2 separate regions of the Homo sapiens genome follow, and region 2 is linked to region 1. Evidence: chromatin contacts called from ENCODE Hi-C or POLR2A ChIA-PET data. All regions are on one chromosome and are shown on one strand. The core of a region is the stretch at or near the end of the contact, and the rest is flanking DNA. Distances in the headings are between cores, read along the strand shown.

What was found. A loop is a pair of places that touch in the nucleus more often than their neighbours do. ChIA-PET counts read pairs that join two places held with the same protein, here RNA polymerase II (POLR2A). Pooled maps may share reads with other maps.
Region 2: a pooled map shows a loop between it and region 1 (6-fold over the local background). The contact joins two enhancer-like sites. A Hi-C loop is called at or near these places in 1 of 37 single-sample maps with no recorded cell type and 1 of 50 pooled maps. POLR2A ChIA-PET finds 5 or more read pairs at or near these places in 1 of 52 experiments (activated B cell).

Annotation. Positions count from the first base shown.
Region 1 is chr1:206,561,747-206,564,446 of GRCh38, reverse strand. The region is part of intron 2 of RASSF5 (Ras association domain family member 5); the gene reads right to left. It overlaps LOC124904494 (a long non-coding RNA gene), which reads right to left. Exons shown (of 2, transcript XR_007066831.1): 2 at 2,053-2,700. Among named protein-coding and RNA genes, the nearest start is that of EIF2D, 49 kb to the left of the region's middle. Within about 2 kb of position 1,271, at least 9 of the 41 ENCODE cell types and tissues checked have a DNase peak (open chromatin) inside an H3K27ac peak, as active enhancers do.
Region 2 is chr1:207,936,830-207,939,529 of GRCh38, reverse strand. No RefSeq gene overlaps it. Among named protein-coding and RNA genes, the nearest start is that of LINC02767, 21 kb to the left of the region's middle. Within about 2 kb of position 1,414, at least 4 of the 41 ENCODE cell types and tissues checked have a DNase peak (open chromatin) inside an H3K27ac peak, as active enhancers do.

The sequences.
Region 1 (2,700 bases), core at 22-2,521:
CAAACTGTAAGTGAAATTGCTTTATAGGGAAAAGCTGATTCTGGATAAACTATCTAAACCTGTGAAGACAGAAGGAGGGCAGGAGGGGAGGAACCAGAACAGAGAGTGAGGGATGGCCTGGACTAAGCGGCGTGTGAACAAGGATGTCTTGGGTGAGTTCCAGGTGGTCCTGGAGGAGGTCGTCTCTCTGACCCCTCCCTAGGGGAAGTCCTTATGGTTTAGAGAACTTGGCAGCCAATATCTAGAATCCCTACCAGGCCCATGAGAAACTAGTAAAAAGGGTCTGTTCCCATGCAAAGAGGCAAGGGACTCTCAGCAGGGAAGATAAGGACACTCACATGACAAGGGTGTTTGTTGAGAAGGACAGGATGAAGTACCTGAGTCTGATGATTGAAATGACTTGGCCATAACCTCTTAGTGGCTTGAGCTGGATGGGAAGGGAGGACTTCATTTACAGTTAGTGCTGTGTGTCTTCCCTTACATCATGTGCCATCAAGATCTCAAAGGGCCTTGAAATAAGAGTTCAGCTTGTGGTGATGAGACTAGCAGAGAAAGCTCTGAGCAGGACCCAGGGGGCCTGACTCCTTGAATCTGTCTCTACTGAGCTGTGTGACTGGGGGCAAATCCTCTTCCCTCTCTAGACTTCAGTTTCCAGCCTAGGAACCTCTTAGGAATCTGTGACACATTCTCTTCTTGCATTCCAATTGGGGTAAGCAGTCAATTACCAAATATTTCCTAAACAGGTGGTTCCTAGATTGCAGCATATATGAGAATCACCTGGGAAAAGTATTAGAAAAGCAGAATCCAGGGTCCCATCTCCAAAGATTCAGGAGCCAGTAGCTCTGGAGTAGGGCCCCTGAAACTCCATTCTCAAAGAGTAGTTCTGGTGCAGGTGGTTGAGGCCACCTTGATGCAACACTGAAGGTTTCAGATGCTACAGAGAAACCAGAGAAGTGCTGAGTGAGGAAAAGCACCCGTCCTCAAGAGATTTCCAGTTTAGATGGGGGAGACAGGACCCAATCCCAAGAACAGAATATCCTCAGTGACAGATGAGAGAGAGGTACAAGGTCAAAGAAACAGGTCATGTCCTTTACCAAGCAGTTATGAGCAGAGCTTCCCAGGTGCCTGGCGCAGAAACGGTGGCAGGAGGCATGTGTGGCAGAGACAGCTAAATGCTCACCACAACCTGCTTCCTTTTCTACCAGGGCTCACAGCTGTACTTCACTTCCCAACCTCCCCTGTGGTTAGGTGTGGCCACGTGACTGAGTTCCAGCCAATGGCCCGTGGTTGCAAGAAACACCCACCATTTCCGGGTCTGGCCCACAAGCTTCCCATGTGTTATCCTGATCCCCACCTGCCAATCTAACTTTTTTAAGTAAAGGGGGAAATAAACCTCTGATTATATTCAATGACTGAAAAGCAGGGGTTGTTTCAAGTTAGTCCATCCTGATTGTACAGGATGCAAGAGAGAAGATGCAGCAATTCAACCCAAGCAGTATTTGGTCAATACTGGCTTTTTTTTTTTGAGACAGAGACTCGTTCTGTCGCCCAGGCTGGAGTGCAGTGGCACGATCTTGGCTTACTGCAAGCTCCGCCTCCCGGGTTCACACCATTCTCCTGCCTCAGCCTCCCAAGTAGTTAGCCTGCCACCACGCCTGGCTAATTTTTTCTATTTTTCAGTAGAGATGGGGTTTCACCAGGTTAGCCAGGATGGTCTGGATCTCCTGACCTCGTGATCCGCCCGTCTCGGCCTCCCAAAGTGCTGGGATTACAGGCATGAGCCACCACGCCCGGCCAATACTGGCTTTTGTAACCAAGTACTTGATGTTGTTGGACCTGAAGGAGATGCGAGTTCTGATCTTATAGGACGGACAATACTGGGAAGGGCCAGAGGAGGCAGCGGGCAGTGAATCCCACGAGTGTGGAGTTCGGACGGCATCTCTAAATGAGGCTATCTGGAGGCTGTGCCAGTCTGAAATCTCTTCTGGGACTAGTCTTGGGCCATGTAAGCCTTTGAGACAGCACATAAAAAACAGTCAAATGGGCCAGTGGTTCCAAAGATTCTAGTTTTATTTTTATTGCTGAAATTTGGAGCTAACTTATTTTTAGTAATCTTTTCTTTTCTCTCATGCCGAGGTGGTGAGGGGCAGGTGCCATGCCTGAGGCCTGGGTGTGCCTGCTGCTAGCAGAGAGATGGGGACCTCCCCAACTGTCCCAGGGCTGTGGGGTTGGCTAGTGCCCCTGGAGTACCACAGGGATCCTGTCCAGGGAGGAGCTGACTGGCCAGGCAGGAGGAGATGGAACAATTACAGGCAGGGAACAGGGAGCAGTGTAGGATCTGACCTCCAGGACCCTCTTCCTCTTGCATCTTCCTTGAAGAAAAAGAATTCAATGGTGTCACTGTAGACCCAAGAAAGCCTAGGCAGATGGGGGCATGGGAGTGTGTTTTCTATGTACTTAAGTATAATATTTAACTATAGGCCGGGTGCGGTGGCTCACTCCTGTAATCCCAGCACCTTGGGAGGCCGAGGTAGGGGTTCACCTGAGGTCAGGAGTTCAAGACCTGGCCAACATTGTGAAACCCTGTCTCTACTCAAAAAAAAAAACACAAAACTTAGCTGGGTGTGGTGGTGGGTGCCTGTAATCTCAGCTACTCAGGAGGCTGAGGCAGGAGAATTGCTTGAACCTGGGAGGCAGAGG
Region 2 (2,700 bases), core at 165-2,664, 1.4 Mb before region 1:
AGTAACTGACTTAGAAGAACTGTAGAAGGCTGAATCCTAATCCTGTACTGGGGAAAGCTAAAACAAACAAACAAACAAACAAAAACAGACCTTTAATTTTAAAATCTCCCAAAAGCTTAGAACTGGCAGGAGGAACCTCTAGGAAGTGAAGGTAAAGTTAAAGTTAAAAATGAAATAATTGATTGCAGGTCATTTTAAGAAACAGTTAATCTCCACATTTCCACCCACCTCCTACTTGTTCCTCCTCCCATACCATAGGTAACTGTCCCTTCCCAAATGCAGAAAAATGACCAGAGATCTAGTCACTGAAGGATGTAAGAATCACTAGACTGCCAGACATCAGCGTCTGCTTAGGACAGGTGCATAATTCTGAAAACAGAACATCAGTTGAATGCTGAGATCCTTAGCCTGTTCTCTCACTAGTTCCCAGGACATATGCAGCTAGCACTAAACATCCCAGACAGGAGAATGGAAAACTTCCTGGAGCCTCTGACAAACACAAGAGGAAAGATCCAAAGCTACTGATGCCAAGGAGTTCCCCAAAGATATGTCTCAGCTGCAACCCAAACCCTCACTCTCAGAGCCTCACCAATCAGGTCACTGGTGCTCCCATAGCCAGTAAATATGAACAGACACTCAAGGGCCATCAGATATCAAAGAAAGCCTCTATCATGATACATATAAACCAAATCAAACAAACATGTAAACAGGGTGGTAAAGCAACTTAGAAAAAATGGAGACTATGCAGGGAGAAAAAACATTTTTTAAAAGAACTATCATTAATATTCTCACAGAGATGTGGAAAGATACTAATATCTTTTCTCAAAGGAATGAGAGAAGAAAAGATATTACAAAAAAAAAAAAAAACCAGAATGCCAAAAACAAAAAACAAAAAAAAGAAACAACATTCAGAAAACAAAACGTAATAAAAGAGTTGAAAATCACCCAGGATAGAGTAAAAACACAAGATGGAAAATATTATTGAAAAGAAAAGAAAGCCAGAGGGCTAGTTCAGAAAGTCCAATACCCAGACAACAAAATAGTTCAAGATATTTTCCCTTATTAAATTCAATTAAATTTGGCCTAAGCTGCCTCTGTATTTTGAATTTTTACATAGCAAACTGCAACCTCAGCGTGTACACAAATGGCAAACCACCTTAAGAGTATTCTTATAACAAATAATAGTCACAGGCTGCCAGCTAATCAGACCATGTTCAAATACAGCAAATGCCATGCTGTATCCAAGCAAGCTGTCTCTGTGTGTCACTTCCTCCTGTCTATAAAGAGCTCCACTTTCAGAGAGCTCCACTTTGCTGAGTGGAGCTCTCTGAACCTCTATTGATTCTAGCTACTGCCTGATTCGTGAATCACTCTTGCTTAAACAAACTCTGCTGGCCGGGCACAGTGGCTCACGCCTGTAACTCAGCACACTGGGAGACCGAGGCGGGCGGATCACGAGGTCAGGAGTTCGAGACCAGCCTGACCAACCTGGTGAAACCCCGTCTCTACTAAAAATACCAAAAAATAAAAAAAAAAAATAGCCCAGTGCAGTGGCATGCACCTGTAATCCCAGCTACTTAAGAGGCTGAGGCAGGAGAATCACTTGAACCCGGGAGGCGGAGGTTGCAGTGAGCCGAGATCATGTCACTGCACTCTAGCCTGGGTGACAGAGCAAGACTCTGTCTGAAAATAAATAAATAAATACATAAACTCTGCTAAATTGAATTTGTCTAAAGTTTTTCTTTTAACACCCCCAAATGGCCAGTTATGTGTTTCCAGAGACAAAAGACTTATCAAGCACTCAGCTATATAGATGAACAAAACCCACACCAAGTAAAAACTCAAGACTATGTTTATTAGCAGGGAAAATAAAAAAATAGTTCAGAAAAGGCAGAAAATATTTAAGTTACTTTGTTCACCTATAGAGTTTGTATAATTTTAAAATAGTAGATGCGAAATAAAGATTGTCCACATCAGTATTAGGATATAACTGTGCAAAATGAACCACGTATTGTCATCCCTGGAATTAACCTTGTGGGGCAGGAGAGTAAATGGTATAATGGAGGAGGTAAAGCAAAACAGCTAAACCTCCTCTGCCAACCTCGGGAATTTACTTGTAATGACAGAAATAGAAAAAATCAGGAAGTAGTAATATAAGCATGTTTTTAAAATAAATATGGAGGTAAATGCCAAAAGAATTTGTAAAAAGAGAGGAATGTGGCTGATGTAGACAGGGGAAATGAGGAGAAGGTATGCTTTTTTTCTTTTTCTGCTTTTTTTTCCTTTTATTTTTGATAATCAGCTTTGTGACAAATAGGAGTCTTTAAAGTACACAGGGATATATTCTGATAAAATCTTTGTTTATATGCGTGCATGGATATGCACACATATACATATATCTATACATATTTTACAAATGTGTATGTATGTGCTATTTAATTGTTTATTTCCACTTTTATTTCTGACAGTTTATATAAAGATAAATCACAAGGAAATTTTTCTTTTTGCATCTGGACTTTGGGGGTGTGGTGGAGTAGGGACAAAAAAAGTTCCCCTAGAACTCTTAACTATAGGCTGACCTTATAAGGGTGGGGGTTAAGAATTCTTATTTTGGAAGATTTTGTTTACTGATGTATTGTGTGCTACTATGACAGTGTTGGCATACAGTAAGCACTCAATAAATATTTGCTGATGAAAAAT